Linked DNA regions of Homo sapiens: region 1 is linked to region 2. Evidence: chromatin loops called from intact Hi-C (ENCODE). Cell type or tissue: pancreas. All regions are shown on one strand. Links, peaks and the distances in the headings refer to the core of each region. The heading gives the core; the rest is flanking DNA.

Region 1 (7,992 bases), core at 1,909-6,908, 150 kb after region 2:
TAGCCTGACTCTCTCACAACACACTCTATCCTACCCTTTCCTGTCTACCCCTCAGGGCTTCCATTTCCCTCCTCCTCTCATCTGCAGCCCCGACTCTTGACAGCCCTACCTTCCTGGACCATCCAGCACCTCCCTTCCATCAACCCCCCACCCAAGACTCTGACATCCCTGACGACTCCCTGTGAAACATCACCAGCTAAATAAATACACACGGAATGAATGAACTCTGGGCCCTCAAAACATCCACCTCTGCCCCACAGCGCCCCAAGCCCCCGTCCTTATGTAACTCGTCTCTAAGTAACAGCTCCAGGAAGTGTCCCTGGACCTCCCGTACACATCTTTCCGGGCCTCCGCCCACCCACCCTTCCACCTTACTTTCCCACCCTCACCAAAGGCCTCGTATGTGCCAGGCATTGCACTAGGTAGTGTGGAAACAGAATATAAAGAACAGCTCTGGCCTTCAAGGAACTCAGATTCCCATAAGCCAGAACCAGTCTTCTTATTCCTGCTATTGCTCCCAGAAACATGTCACAAGCATCCTCCTTTGTCCACATCAGAACACCTGGAAACACAGGGTCAGCCAGAGTGGGAGGCATGGTCAGCACACCAACTGTGAGTTAGCAGGGGTTTAATAACAAAAGCCATCTCCAGTGACAGAAATGAAATCACTGGCAGCCTGGGGCAGGGGCATGGGGAACTGACTGCAAAGTGGCATGAGAGAACTTTCTGGACTGACGGAAATGTACATCTTAATTGGGGTGGTGGTTACAGAGACGTATATGTTTGTCAAAACTTATCGAACTGGCCGGGCGCAATGGTTCATACCTGTAATCCCAGCACTTTGGGAGGCCACGGCGGGCAGATCACTAGAGGTCAGGAGTTCGAGACCAGCCTTGCCAATATGGTGAAATCCCCATCTCTACTAAAAATGCAAAAATTAGCTGGGCATGGTGGCGCTTGCCTGTAATCCCACCTACTTGGGAGGCTGAGGTACGAGAATCACTTGAAACCAGGAGGCGAGGAGGCTGCAGTGAGCCGAGATTGCGCCACTACACTCCAGCTTGGGCGGCAGAGTGAGACTCAGTCTCAAAAAAAAAAATGTATCAAACTATATGCTTAATAGAGTTAATTTAAAAAGAGATAGACTCAAGTCCCCCACACTGCCCCTCACTAATGCATCAACTGGGCCTAAGTCGCCATCTTTCTGAAACTGTTTCTCTAACACATGGTTTGTGGGCTAGTTCAATGATTTTCAAGCCACTTATTTAAACAAAATCTTACTCTAAACCAGGTAAAAGGGAGCTCCCTGGCTGAAGAGGATGCGGAGAATCAGGTGCTGTCCTTCTGACCCCCTTCCCCTCCTCACAGTAACCCTGGCGGCACTGCATAAACCTATCTGAAACCATTGGGATCCATTGTCTCTAAGGTCCCAAATAGCAATGACCGTCTTTGATTCTATGTCTCTGCTAAAGATTTGCTTCAGACTAAATATATCCCCTTTTCCTCCACACCAGATGGTTCTATATTCCTCCCCATGTGGAAAGAGTAGGTTTTCATGCTCCCATGGAAGAGGGAAGCAGAGACAAGAAAGAAGGCCATGTCTCTCCTCTCCATTCTCCTCTTCCTAGGTCATGTCACAAAGCACATACGGCGGGTGTTTAAGAAGGGGCTACAATATAAGACCTCTCATTAATGGCCAATTTTGGTTACATCAAAGTACTTATTAAAGCCTGGATCACTGGGTCATTAGATGTCCATTAAATCCCCATGGCTCTTCATCAGAGAGGCAGAAGGCCCTGGCCCAAGGCCTCTAACCTGAGCAGAAAGACTTAGTGGGTCTGTATGCCCAGGGCAGTAGCTCACGGGGGTGGGGTGACATTTTTAGTGTTTGTCCTGTCCTCTGACCAGCTCTCCCTGCTTCTCCTCCCCAGAGTGGACTAAGGACTAACTAAAGGAAAAAAGATGTGGCCAAGGTTCTGGTGGAGTAGGTTGTTGGGGAGAAAGGACAGCATAGGATTAGAGGCCCAGAGGTTCTGGGACAATCACTATATAACATGGGCCACATGTGTAATTTTATATTTTCTAGTTAGCCACATTAAAAAGGTTAAAAGAAACAGGTAGAATTCATTTTAATGATACATTTTATTAACCCAACATATTCAAAATCTCATTTCAACATGTCATCAGTGTAAAAAATTATCGAGATATTTTTATATTCCTTTTTTCTTCCTACATCTTTGAATTCTGTTATTTCGCACAGCACATCTCAGTTCAGATGGGCCACGTTTCCAGTGCTTAATATGCACCTGTGGCCAGAGACGAACGCATTAGGCAGGGCATGCAGAAGAGCAGAGAAATGAGGACAGACCCTCCCTAAGCAGTTCCTGCAGGGCGTGGGGAGTGTTGGCGGAGGTAAGTGAGTGGATGCCCTCCTGCGTCCGAATGCCATTTATCCTCTTCCCGGAAGGCGCGCTTCTTGCTGTCCTCTGGGAGCCACCACTGAGAGGCTCTGGGAGTGTCCTGTGCAGATCAGCAAGCAGTCAGGAGCCGAGCAGCCCAGCGCCATGCAGAGGATGCCAGCTGGGCTCCTGGGCCAAATGCAGGCTGCAGAGGGGTCGGGTTTGGCTTCCATGGCGTTCTTAAATATCTTGAAGCACTTGTGGTTCTCATTACCTTACATGACCTTCCTGGCTCCTATAGATATTGGGTTTTGTAACCCCTGCCTAACACCATAGTCCTGGGAGTCCAGCAGCCCTGGATGTTAGGTTGGCCACTTTGTCAGCTACGTTTCTTTGTAACTGACAACATAAGTTATCAAACTATTCATATGTGTCTTCTATACAATTGGAGATAACAGTACCTGATATGGTTTGGCTTTGTGTCCCACCCAAATCTTATGTCGAATTGTAATCCCCACAGGTCAGGGGCAGGACACGGTGGGAGGTGATTGGATCTTGGGAGTGGTTTCCCCCATGCTGTTCTCCTGATAGTGAGAGAGTTCTCACAAGATCTGATCTTTTTTTTTTTTTTTTTTTTTGAGATAGAGTCTCACCCTGTTGCCCAGGCTGGGGTGCAGCGGCGTGATCTTAGCTCACTGCAACCTCCACCTCCCAAGCTCAAGTGATTCTCGTGCCTCAGCCTCCAGAGTAGCTGGGATTACAGGCATGTGCCACCACGCCTGAATAATTTTTGTATTTTTAGTAGAGACAGAGTTTCACCATGTTGGCCCAGCTGGTCTCAAACTCTGGCCACACATGATCCGCCCACCTTAGCCTCCCAGAGTGCTGGGATTATAGGCATAAGCCACTGCACCCAGCCAAGATCTGATGGTTTAAAAGTGTGTGGCAGTCCCCTGGCCCCCTTCTGCTGCCATGTAAGACATGCCTTGCTTCCCCTTCGCCTTCCACCATAATTGTGTTTCCTGAGGCCTTCCCAGCCATGCAGAACTGAGATTCAATTAAACCTCCTTTCCTTATAAATTACCCAGTCTCAGGTGGTTCTTGATAGCAGTGTGAAAACAGACAAATACAATACCTCACAGAGATGTATGAGTTTAATGAAACAATGAATTAATTGGCTAGCACAGAGCTCAGTAGATAGTAAGTACTCAATAAATTAGTTTTTCATTCACAAGAAATTTGAACTCCTTAGAGGCCCTGCTGGAAAAAGGGAAGTACGTGGGCAGAAGGGGCTCCCATCAGCGATCCCCACTTCTGAACATGAGTGCTGAGGAATGGCTTCTGGGCTCACAATTTTCATTAATTTTTTAGTGTCAAGAAATGTCTTTTCATTCAGGCTGGACACACAATAGACTCTAGGATGTTAACAACTTCAAATGGGGTGAAAAGCTATACTGGTTTTTGAGAACTTTCTTAGGTTATTTGCCACATGTACACATGTACACACTCCACAGGGATTTACAATTTATAAAGCTCTTTTTAATACATGATCTTGTCTGGATTTCAGAGTACATTATATGGAGAAGTAGAGTGGTTGTCAATATCTGTATTTTACAGATACGTTGAAACTTAGCAAGATTATGTAATAGGTCGGTGCAAAAGTAATTGTGGCTTTTGCCATTAAAATGCCACATACTTTTGCACCAACCTAATACTTACAGTTCTCATACATTCACATGTAGACAGAGTAACTGAATCCAGACTCCACGGCTGTGGTTCCTGGTGTGGTTTCCTTCCTCTGGCACCAACCATCAAACCCATTTTCACCATCCACTGTGAATGTCATGTGGGTCTGAACTATTATGTTCAGCCCTTCAAGTGAACCAGTGGAACTTAGTTGAATGAGACCACAGCCTCTTATTTCTAGAAGCTTCTACTGTGAGACTAAGAAATGTGATTATGTAGAGAATGACTAGTAAATAATTCTTAGTTTTTTTTTAATTGAGCTGAGAGCAAATAAAACACAAATGAGTTTTTTTTAATGGAACTGATGTTTGCTTTTAGGTTGAAACTTCCTAGCTCATCAAATACAACACAATCCCAATGGGAGAGATTGAGGTTGGATATATCTTCCAAAGAATGCCACTTTCTAAAAAGGATAGTGTTTCCACTGCAACAGTTTCAGTTCCCTGGATAGAATCTTCTGCTCATGTAAGGATCTCCCTTAACACAGCTATAAAAATAAACAGAATATTGCTGGGCATGGTGGTGTGTGCCTGTAGTCCCAGCTACTCAGGGGACTAAGGGAGGATCACTTGAGCCCAGAAGTGGCTATTCACGGGTGTGATCACAGAACCTGAACTAGCCACCGAATAACCACTGAACTCCTGTCTCCAGCCTGGGTAACATATTGAGATCCCCATCTCTAAAAAAAAAAGAATGAAAGGAGGGAAGGAAGGAAATGAGTAATATTTAACTGCATCAGAGGAATAACCTCTGCTTCTCTCATGCTTAGTATGCTAACTTGCTTTTCTTGGTTCTCAAATGATGCAATCTGACAGAGCTGCAGCTTCCTGGTTGAGGGTTATTTTTTCATGCCTATATTTAAGATGCTTAATTTTGTGATTCATTCTTTATAATTAGATATAATGTTTAGAATATATCCATGTATATCATATTCACATTTTTCCTTTGAGGGCTTTAATTTTCCCCTCTGAGCTGATCTCAACTGCAACCTTTTTTTTTTTTTTTTTTTTTAAGACAAGGTCTCACTCTGTCAGCCAGGCTGGAGTGCAGTGGCATGATCTTGGCTCACTGCAGCCTCCACCTGCTGGGCCCAAGTGACCCTTCCACCTCAGCCTCCTGGGTAGCTAGCACCACAGGCACACACCACCACGCCCAGCTATTGTGTGTGTGTGTGTGTGTGTGTGTGTGTGTGTATTTTTAGTAGAGACAGGGCTTCACCTTGTTGCCCAGGTTGGTCTCGAACTCCTGAGCTCAAGTGATCTGCCTGCCTCAGCCTCCCAAAGTGCTGGGTTTACAGGTGTGAGCCATGGTGCCTAGCCTCAACTGCAACCTTAAATTTGCAATTGCCATGAGTCAAGAGAGCCCCAGCTGTGTCCATGTGGAAAACTGACATTTCCCCCAAGGTCGGTGTGTGTGTGTATATATGTGTGTGTGTGTGTGTGTGTGTGTGTGTGTGTGTGTGTGTGTGTGTATATATATATATATATATATATATATATATATATATATATATGCATGCCCTGGACCATGTACAGTTGAAAAACATGGGTTTGAACTCCACAGGTCCACTTACAAGCAGATTTTCTTCCATCTCTGCCACTCCTGAGATAGCAAGACCAACCCCTCCTCTTCCTCCTCAACCTACTCAATGTGAAGATGATGAGGATGAAGGCCTTTATGATGATCCACTTCCACTTAATGAATAGTAAATTTATTTTTCCCTTCCTTAGGATTTTCTTAACACTTTCTTTTCTCTAACTTACTTTATTATAAGAATACTATATGAAATACATGTAACATACAAAGCATGTGTTAATTGACTTTATGTTATCCATAGGGCTATTAGTAGTTAAGTTTTGGGGAAGCCAAAAGTTATATGTGGATTTTTCGACTGTATGGGGGTTGGTGCCTCTAACCCCAGCACTGTTCGAGGGTCAACTGTGTACCTTGTTAGTTTGAATTACAGCTCTTTTCTAGCCCACTGGCCCCACTTTTTTGGTTTCTTTGCCCCTTGGGCTCATGATTTTTAGACAGCCTGTTTCTTTTCTCTTTTGCCCACAGATATGGTTCAATTGAAATAAGCACTCCTCAATACTAAGGCATTGAAAATAAAAACAACCTATTTCTGAGAATAAAAGAGGAGAGCTAGCATGACACCAGTGGCCCCAGCTACTCACCCTAATCCCGATTCTAGGATAGAACACTCAGGTTCTGGGCACTGGATGCTGATGATAAAGGATTAGATATTAATGATCAATTTGAACCAAGACTTGGTCATTGCTCAACTTCAATTTTTCTTCCTTTTTTTTTTTTTTTTTTATAGTGAAAATCAAGAGGCTGGGCCTTGAAGCATCTCAGCAAGCATGACGTCCTCTACACCATACCCTCTGGCCTGGGGTTCAGCAGTCTTCACCATTCCCATTCCCTGAACCCCTCAAAATCAGGAATACAGGTAGGAACAAAAAGTGGGCAGCCCACATAGCAGGCAAAGCTAATGGAACTAGCCTGCCAGGAACGGGGACTGAGAGGAAAACTCTTTACACGTTTCTGTTTTTCTATCTTTCCTTTTCACGTTTTTTGTTTTGTTTTGTTTTTGTTTTTTTTGAGACAGAGTCTTTACCCAGGCTGGAGTGCAGTGGCGCGATCTCAGCTCACTGCAACCTCCGCCTCCTGGGTTCAAGTGACTCTCCTGCCTCAGCCTCCCAAGTAGCTGGGATTACAGGTGTATGCCACCACACCCGTCTAATTTTTGTATTTTTAGTAGAAATGGGGTTTCACCATGTTGGTCAGGCTGGTCTCGAACTCCTGACCTCAGATGACCCACCTGCCTCAGCCTCCCAAAGTGCTGGGATTACAGTTGTGAGCCACTGTGCCCGGCCCCTTTCCACTATTTAATGCATGTCTACCTCTTCAGTCCTTTCTACAATTCAGTGATTAATGATTATGTGCTCAGTACCGTACTCAGCATTTTGGTCCTCTTCCTGTTTTTCAAAATGTCCCTCTTGCCCCCGCCACTCCCTTTTCTTGGCATCACCCAGTTTCCCACATGTAACTTTAAGAGTCTCTCCATGCTTCATTTTGAAGGACCTGGTTCCTTTCTTCACAGTGAGTAATACAAGCTGGCCCTTGGGGGCTGGGGAGAGAGGGACAAGTAGTTCTGAATAGCGCCTCAGAAGCTAACATGGCAAAAGAGGAGTGTGTGGGTAGGTAACAGAGTAAAGACAACTGTAGAGTGTTTATTTCTATTCAGGATTTAAACAACATCTTTGTCATCAAAGTAGCTATGTCAGCATCAATAACCTGCTGATTATAAAATTTACCCTTGGCAGAGAGAAAGAGAATTAACCTTTAATGAATAATTGCCATCTGCCAGCACTGTGTAAAGCTAGTGATTCTCAGTATTTTAATCGTCAAGGATTCCTCTGAGATTCTCGTAGAAGCTATGAAATCTCTCCCCTAGAAAAATGCAAATGTACATAAAATTTTACATAGAATTACAGGGGCAAACTATTGTCCTGAAGCATAACCACAGACCTTAGATTAAAATCCTCCATGCGAAGTCCTTGTTATTGAGATGTATACCGTTCTCCCCACCTTACAGATGAGGGGACAGGAGATTCAGGGACTTACCCAAAGTCACATACCTAATAAATTGCAGCCATAGGCTGGGCACAGTGGCTCACGCCTGTAATCCCAGCACTTTGGGAGGCTGAGGCGGGCATATCACTTGAGTACAGGAGTTCAAGACCAGCCTGGCCAAGATGGTGAAACCCCGTCTCTACAAAAAATACAAAAATTAGCTGGGTGTGGTGGCACACAGCTGTAGCCCTAGCCACTTGGGAGGCTG
Region 2 (7,992 bases), core at 1,529-6,528:
CTTCCCGTCCCCACAGAGTGGGCACCAACATCTATGTGCTCCCTCCCCCAAACCCAGCCCCTCTGTCCTGTCCCCTCACAGCCTTTAGAAAAGCAGCCAGGCACCCGTGTCTGAAGGGGCCTTGGCACCATCAGTGCCCCTCGTTCTTGCTCTCTATTGCTCTCTCTCTCCTGGATGTAGGCCCCATCTCCTGGAGGGGAGATGGTTCAAGCCTGCAGCACAGACACAGCTGTCCCTCCTCCAGAGCCGTCCCACCTGCTATCCCTGAGGCATCTCCCCTTCTTGTGGGGGAAGCTTCCTCCTCCCGCACTCGCCCGGCCCCACCTTCCCTTCCTGCTCTCCCCATGGCATCTTTCATCTTCGATCTTGGTTACTTGTGCCATATCGCCAGCTCCCCAGTGTAGTCTGTCAGTATTCCTGGAGACATTCCCCAGATTCCGCCCATTTAGGCTACTCCCCAGAGGGCCCCCAGTGGCCTACTCCCCGATGCCTGTCTTTATGCAGCAACTCCCCCAGCCCCATATGTCTTGAGAGGCTCATTTCAGTCTTTGCCTGCCTAATCCTTGTTATCATCTCTTCCTTGCCTAGAGAGTTCCTTGGCTGCCACATCCTCTTCTTAGTGTCTCTGCTTCATATAAGAAATTGCTACCCTGGTGGTGCCTGCCCTAATGGCTTGATGGTTCTCCTGGTCTGTGGACTTGTGGACTTGTTCTCTCCATCTTCCTAAGTGGGATGCTGCCACTGGGCAGAGTGGGCTGGCAGGGAAATTACTGGATTTAGAGCAGGGCTGTACAGGCCACACAGGTAAACAACAGACTGCCCACACTGGAGCTCATGGTCATGCGAGTTCCTCAGTAACCAGGAGCCCAGGCTGACATGGGAGCCCAACATGAAACCAAACTCACCTTGATGGAGTGCCCACAGGCACCAGTGACCGGGCTGGGCTTGTGGATGCAGAGCTAACCACAGGTGCATGGTCCACCCTAGAGCACTCATGCCCAGAAGAGGGCACAGATGGGAAACCAGTGAGTGGACCTTCAATCCTTCACCCCAGAAATGTGTACTGAAAGCTGATGGTCTGCTGGGGACCCCCAAAGACTTGCTTTCATGGGGTGTACATGCCAGCTTTCAACAATGGCTGGAGGAGCAGTACTGCCAAAGAGATGGGAGAGTGCAGAGAAGTGAGTGAACAAGTCCGCTGGAGGGAGGAGAGGTGATCTCTGACCGGATCTTAAAGAGTTGATGTGTCCCAGACAGAAATGGAAAATGAGGAAAGGGTGTTCTAAGCAGCGGTAACAGCATGTGCAGAAACCCAGAGACAGGAAGGAACAAGGCAGGCTGGGGGAATCTCATGTGGTTTCGTATGACTGGTGTGTGTACGTGGGAGGTTGTGGTAGTTAAAAGACATCCACAAATTCTTTGACATTCCTCCCTTCAAAAGACAGAGGCTCATTCTCTTCCTCCTGAATGTGGGCAGGACTCAGTAACTTACTTCTGAAGAACCACATATGATGGAAACGGTAATGGATAACCTCCGAGACTAGATCATAAAAGACACTGTAGCTCCCTCCTTGTTCCTTCTGGGTTTGCCCTCTCTGGGAGAACCCAACCCAGGTCATAAGGACACTCAAGCAGCTCTCTGGGGAGGCCCACATGGAGAGGAACCGAGGCCTCTCGCCAACAGCAGGCACAGGCTTGCCAGCCTGTGAGCCAGCCATCAAGGAAGTGCATTCTCCAGCCCCAGCCAAGCCTTCAGATGACACAACCCCCCAACATTGTGATGCAATCTCATGAAAAACCCCAAGCCAGAACCACCCAGCCACCTACAGAGACTGTGAGATGTTTATTGTTTGTTCTTGAAAGCCGCAGTGTTTTGAAGTCATTGGTTACGCACAATTGATGACTCATCCAGCGTTGCTTTGAGGCATGACCCTAAGGAAGGGAGGGGCATGCTTAGGCTCCAGGTTAATGGGCTGAAATCATGTTAGAGACTTGGCTACATCACTTCTTTTTGGGGGCCTCAGTTTCCTCATTTGTCCAATTCATAGGCTGGAGCAGAAGATTTCTAAGCTCTTCACCAGTGCAGACCCAACCACATGCCTGCAAGACACATTGCTATGGTCTGAATTATCGTTTCCTCTCAAAAAAGGCATAGGTTGAAACCTAATCTCCAATGTGATGGTATTAGGAGGTGAGGACTTTGGGAGGTGATAGGTCATGTGAGCTCCATCCTTATAATAGGATTAGTGCCCTTATGAAAGAGACCGCAGAGAGCTGCCTTGCCCCTTCCTCCGTGTGAGGACACAGCTAGAAGGCACTGTCTATGAAGCCGGAAGCAGCCTTCACCACACGCCAAATCTGCCAATACCTTGATCTTGGACTTCCCACCTCTAGAACTGTGAGAAATAAATTTCTGCTGTTTATAAGCCACTTGGTCTACGGCATTTTGTTTTTGTTTTTTTAGAGACAAGGTCTTGCTGTCACCCAGGCCAGACTGCAGTGGCACAATCATAGCACACTGTCACCTTGAACTCCTGGGCTCAAGCGATCCTCCCCACCTCAGCCTTCTGAGTAGCTGGGACTACAGATGCGCTGGGACTACAGATGCTCTACGGGTGGAGACAGGGTCTCATTTTGTTGCTCAGGCTGGTCTCAAACTCCTGGCCTCAAGTGATTCACCCACCTCAGCCTCCCAATACAATATTTTGTTATAGCAGCTGGAACAGACTAAGACACACATCAAGTGAGGTGGTTGCTTCTTTAGAGGATTTGGGGTCCCAGAAAGGAGGTGAGGAAAGTTGCTGGCCATACACCTACTGAAAGACGGGGTCTGGGGAGAAGACAGACACAGCCTGCCACCTTTGCTGACCCACAGGGACTCAGGGAGATGAGAGCATGTGCATTAAGAGCCAGATGGAGGCAGGAAGGAGTGGTGGCCTGAGGACGTCCACAGAGTCAGGAAGGCGGGACCTCCAGTGGGACCCTCATCTCAGCCCAGCCGACCACTCACCCTTTGGCCAAGCCTGGGAAGGAACGCTGGGCCGGCACTCACATCCATTCATTATTCCATTTAATCCTCACCACAACCCTGCAAGGAAGGTTTTTTTATTCGTATTGATTTGCTTATCGATTTAGACCCAACCTTGTTCTAGAAAGCCTTTAAGGTGGCTTATAGGGATTTTCAAAACAGCAAGAGAGCAAGAGTGAAAAATGAGGCACAGAGAAGAGGAGGAATCAATGGCGGGTACTAAGAATGCATGCACCATGTGACCACATGCCAGGCTGGGCTGAGCGGGGCTCTGAGCTTTCTCACTGAAAGCCAGCGTGAAAGGAGAGCCAGTCAGCTCACAGCGCCCACGGGACACGTATAAGTCTAAAAGGATCAGCTTCTCAGGAGTACAGCTGGTGTGGCACTCAGATGAGGCAAGAATTTTCCCAGGGGTGTTTATTAAAAATGACAGTGTAGCCTAATCAATAACACTAGATCCTTATAATTAATGGGGTTTGAGTGTCTGTTTCTTATAATAGCATCAAAGTACAATTCAGCAAATGCATTTCTATAAGGACTCACACCAGGAACTAAGTAGGGAAGAGGAAGAAGGCAGAGGCAGACTCCAGGTAGGCCCAGTCTATGCAAAGACGCTGGGGCATGAGAGAGCCTGGTATGACTGGGGAGGAGCAGAGGCTCTGGGAAGCAAGTGTCAGCTGGGAGAAGCCTCACACAGGCCGGGGAGAGTGATGGGATAGAACAGAGAGGGCTGTGATATGACCATCTTTTTAATTATTTTGTTTATTTATTTAGAGACAGCATCTCACTCTGTCACTCAGGCTGGAGTGCAGTCACTCAATCACAGCTCACTGCACTGTTGAAATCCTGGGCTCAGGTGATTTTCCTCTCTCAGCTTCCTGAGTAGCTGGGACTACAGGCGCATGCTACCATGCCTGGCTAATTTTTTAAAAAATATTTTTGTAGAGACAGGGTCTCACTATGTTGTCCAGGCTGGTCTCAAACTCCTGGGTTCAAGTGATCCTCCCTCCTCAGCCTCCCAAGTAGCTGGGACTAAAGGCACGGGCACTGTGCCCAGCTCTGACCATCTTTCAGGCTTTGTTCTGGGGCACCAAAGCTTAAAGAGGAAAGACACAGCCCCCAGGCAGGCAGGCAGCAGGTGATGCCAACGGCCATCAAGAGATAAGAGATGGCCCAAAGCTGGGTGTGGAACTGTCCCACCCTGGCCAGTCAGCCCACAGCCGGAACCAGCCCTCATCGTTTAAATGAAGACAGGAAAGTGAATTTGGGGCCCCAGGAGAGGCCAGAGGAAAACAGGTGAACCTTGGAAGCCTCAGGAAAATGCAGCCTGATGGCAGCAAAGCGGGTGGTAGAAGGAGCCTGCACCTGTAGAGAGAAGGACCAGGTTCAACTCCTGCTTCTGCTATTGACCAACCATGGACCTCGAGAAGTTCTGCACCTGAGAGCTTCAGGTGTCCTATTTGTAAAATAACTACCACGTGGGACTTTGGAGAAGATTGTGAATTGATGTACTTAAGCTTCTGAATCACAACCTCCATTTAGCAGCATTCAAGAAATGCGGGCTGTTGTCCCTGCCCGAAGCACAGCCTAAGCAACCCTAAGGCTCTGTTGTTTCAAGCTTTCCCACGAGGGGGCGCCAGAAGCCTTCCCTGGACCTGGATGCCTCAACCACATCGCAAACTAGCAGAACAAAGCTATTCTCTTTTTTTTTCTTTTTGCTCCAACTGACTTCCTACCTTGCCAATACTTGTCTCATCTTTCCCAAATCCCTTTGAAATAAAGTTTATCATGTCTTCTGCCCCTGGTCTGTGTGGAAACCCCCCAAAAGCACCACCTAAGCCTTTCCCCATCAGTTTTCCGGGAGCTCTGGGCCACCTTCATCTTCCTCAGACCCAGTCATTGCTGCCCGTCCTCCTCCCACGCGGCCTTGTCAAACGCCCTGAAGTGAGGAGATGGCCAGGATGTGTCTGGGCAGAATGAGACACCCTGAGAACTGCCGTCCTGGAAGCGGGCGGGATCTGCGACTGGAAGGACAAACAGCCAAGCCCAGGGCAGCCAGGGCCTGTCCCAGCCCGGGGAAGCGGAGCCAGACAGGGGTTCAGAAGGAGGGCAGGGGCAGGACAGTGACGAGGGCACCATGACAGATCCCCAGAGTCAGACCCAGGACAGCGCTGGGGAGATACAGGGCTGGGGCAGAAGCTGAAGGGCGGGACAAGGTCCCAGACTTCTGACAAGCACCTGGGGGATGCGGGGATGCTGGTCCAGGGAGCACTCACGGAGAGGCCAGGGTGCTGAGGACAAAGCCCACAGCTGGGTGTCACAGGGGAGACTTGGCTCCACTCACTTAAATCGTGTGGTCTCGGGCAAGTCATGTAACCTCTCTGGCCCCAGTTTTCTCATCTGCAACATGGGGATGGAAAGCGGCACTTATGTTGCAGGATCTGATGGGAGAGGTGCCGCTGCCTACTCCCTCACCTCTGCTGACATTCCTCCAGTTTCCCAGACCCCTCCTGACATCCACAGGACCTGTGTACTTGCTGTGGCTTCTGCCTGGGATACTCTTCCCTCACCTTCACCCAGGAAACGCTATTTATCCTTCACACCTCAGTCTACAAACACCTCCCCTGAGCCTGAGTCAGCTGCTCTATCTGCAACAGGCTCCTAGCACCCCCACTTTTACTTTTCGGCACAACCCAGGCTTGTAATAAAATACAGGTGCACCGAATGTGATGAAGTACTGACTCTGGTGAACGTCCATCTCCCTCTCCAGACCATAACCTCCCAGCAGACACTCTCCTTCACTTTCCCTTATATCCTGGCACATTGCAGAGACTTAGTAATTTTTAGCTGAATGAACTAAAATGGATCCTTACATGAGTCCTCTGCTCTAATCCCTCTCCGTTTTCCCGGCCAAAACAAGTAGTTAGGACTGGCCAAGGGAGAGGCAGGAGCTCAGGGCCAGACAGGCTGGCTGTGCATGGCGAGAGACCACAGCTCCCCACCTATGCTGCGGCCACTTGTACCTGCTCTGCCTAACCAGGCTGCAGACCCAGTGAGATGCAGGCTCAGAAGGGGAAGGCAGGCACGAGCAAGCACTTGTTATTGTGGATGATGTAACAATCGCACCTCTTCCCTTCACACATCCTTCAGGATATTAACAACCAACACCCTCAAGTGGTTCCAAGTTCACACCAGCTCAAGGCAAGGGCCCTGCAGACAAAGCATGAACCCCATTGCCAAGATCAAGCACCCCAGGAGGCAAGCTCCACCAAGAGCAGCCCCCACTTGGCCTGGAAGCATCGGGCAACCCCAGTCGGCCGCCCGCCCCTGAAGACAAGGGGGCCGCCAGGCCCACACCCTGACTTGGCACCATCCCCAGGCACCCTGCTCTGGCTGCCCCTCCTTCTGCACACTCTGCCAATCCCCCCATCCTCTCCCAGGGCTGGAGGAGGCAGGGGTTGGGGAAGCTGAGGTCAAGACCCCATGTTCTGGCTGCTAATCTGCCTTCACGCTCTAACCTGATTGGTCCCTGCTGGCAGACCAGCCTCTAAGGGGATTAGCAGTGGGGGCAGGGGTGGGAGTACACAGAGGGCTGCTGGGCACCTGCCAAGGCTGGACTGGGCTCTGGGTTCTTGCTGCCCACTCGGGCGCCACTGCAGGGCACAGGCCTTACTTTGTCTGCCTTTCATGCCACATGGAAGCTCTGGGCAGCCTGGCCTGTCCCCTCGGCCCCCTGCAGCCCGAGTGGTTACCTTGAACCAGGGCACCCCAAGGGTACCAGGGCACCTCATCTGGGGGCTTAGATCCTTGTCAGAAGATGGTTGGATTAAGGACTCAGGCTCTGGCCTCATGCACATCTTCTAACCCCCAAGCCTCAGTCTTCTCATGGTAAAATGGGAATAATTATCATATGGCTTAACCACAGCTGAGTGTGGGGCCTCAGCCAGGACTGGCAGAGTTGGCTGCCATTGCCCACACTTTAATAATTGCCTTTTGGGCTCTGTAGGGAGGAGGAGGGAGGGTCAGGGCCTGGGAGTCAGGAGGCTGAGGCTCAAGGCCGCCAACCCACTCCATGACCTCTGGCAGGACCACAGTTAGTTCCCAACATCTGCAACAATACTGACCTCCCAGGGATGCTGGGAGGATGGGATTACATGCTGTGTGTGTCACACACTCAGCGTGCCCACTGGTAGCTGGTGCCAGCACGGGGCAGCCTCACACGACTGTTATCAATAAGTGGCTGCCCGGGATTCCACTGCAGATAACTCAGCAAGTGAGTCCCTGGCACCTGGTGGATTGGCAGCATCGTCATCCCCGGGAAGTTTGATAGAAAAGCAGATTTTCTGGGTCCCACCTCCTGAGTCAGGATCCCTCAGTGTCTCAGGTGCACACTGAAGTCTGAGAAGTGCTGCCTCCAGCAGAGGAAAGGTGTAAAATGTTTTAATGTCCCCAGCTGGAGCCAAAGCAAACCAGATTATAACCTCTGTACTGGTTAGCATTTCAAAGCAAGGGTTGGAGGTGCCAACTCCTATTCTTTGGGGGCTGAGGTGGGGAGACTTAGACACAGACACCCCTAGTGAGTGGAGAGAGGGAAGAGCAGCTACCAACCCCTCAGCTGCAGCTCACCAAGGCCCGCCTTCCTGAGGAACAGAAAAGGCACCCACAGGGCTGGTGGGGGGCAGGGACCAGCCACTACATTTGTCCCACAGGCCCTTCCTGCATTTCTGCCAATTTGCATGGAAGATGCCTGAGGGCACGGGTGAGGAGCAGGTGTGGGGCTCCCTGGTGAATCAGCTCCAGCACTCACAGCAGAGGAAGACTTGGCATCTCCAGCATTGCCAGGAGGTCAGGAGTCCCAGCCCTGGCTCCCTGCTCAGGCCAGGGAATGGGAGACAGACTCCTAAGGACTGTCTGTGCTCCAGGGCCCTGCTGCAGGATGGCTTGGCAGGAGGGAGGCTATCAAT

What was found. A loop is a pair of places that touch in the nucleus more often than their neighbours do. Peaks named below come from ENCODE experiments on the same cell type or tissue, not always from the same donor. Only the 100,000 strongest peaks of a DNase experiment are listed, where the experiment ranks them.
Region 1: it touches region 2 in a loop (3-fold over the local background); 102 of 110 quality-filtered maps call a loop at or near these places.

What each region holds. Positions count from the first base shown.
Region 1 is chr10:97,213,327-97,221,318 of GRCh38, forward strand. All of the region lies in intron 11 of ARHGAP19-SLIT1 (ARHGAP19-SLIT1 readthrough (NMD candidate)), which reads right to left. It overlaps LOC105378447 (a long non-coding RNA gene), which reads left to right and starts at 5,647. Exons shown (of 3, transcript XR_946226.3): 1 at 5,647-5,850; 2 at 6,469-6,597. In pancreas, for the core only: no CTCF peak of the experiment used is centred there; no DNase peak of the experiment used is centred there.
Region 2 is chr10:97,068,376-97,076,367 of GRCh38, forward strand. The region is part of intron 4 of SLIT1 (slit guidance ligand 1); the gene reads right to left. Among named protein-coding and RNA genes, the nearest start is that of SLIT1-AS1, 30 kb to the right of the region's middle. RefSeq lists an enhancer at 1,420-2,619 and a silencer at 4,457-4,751. In pancreas, for the core only: a CTCF peak has its summit at 4,644 (motif pointing right); DNase peaks (open chromatin) are centred at 4,666 and 5,106; H3K27me3 peaks cover 394 bases.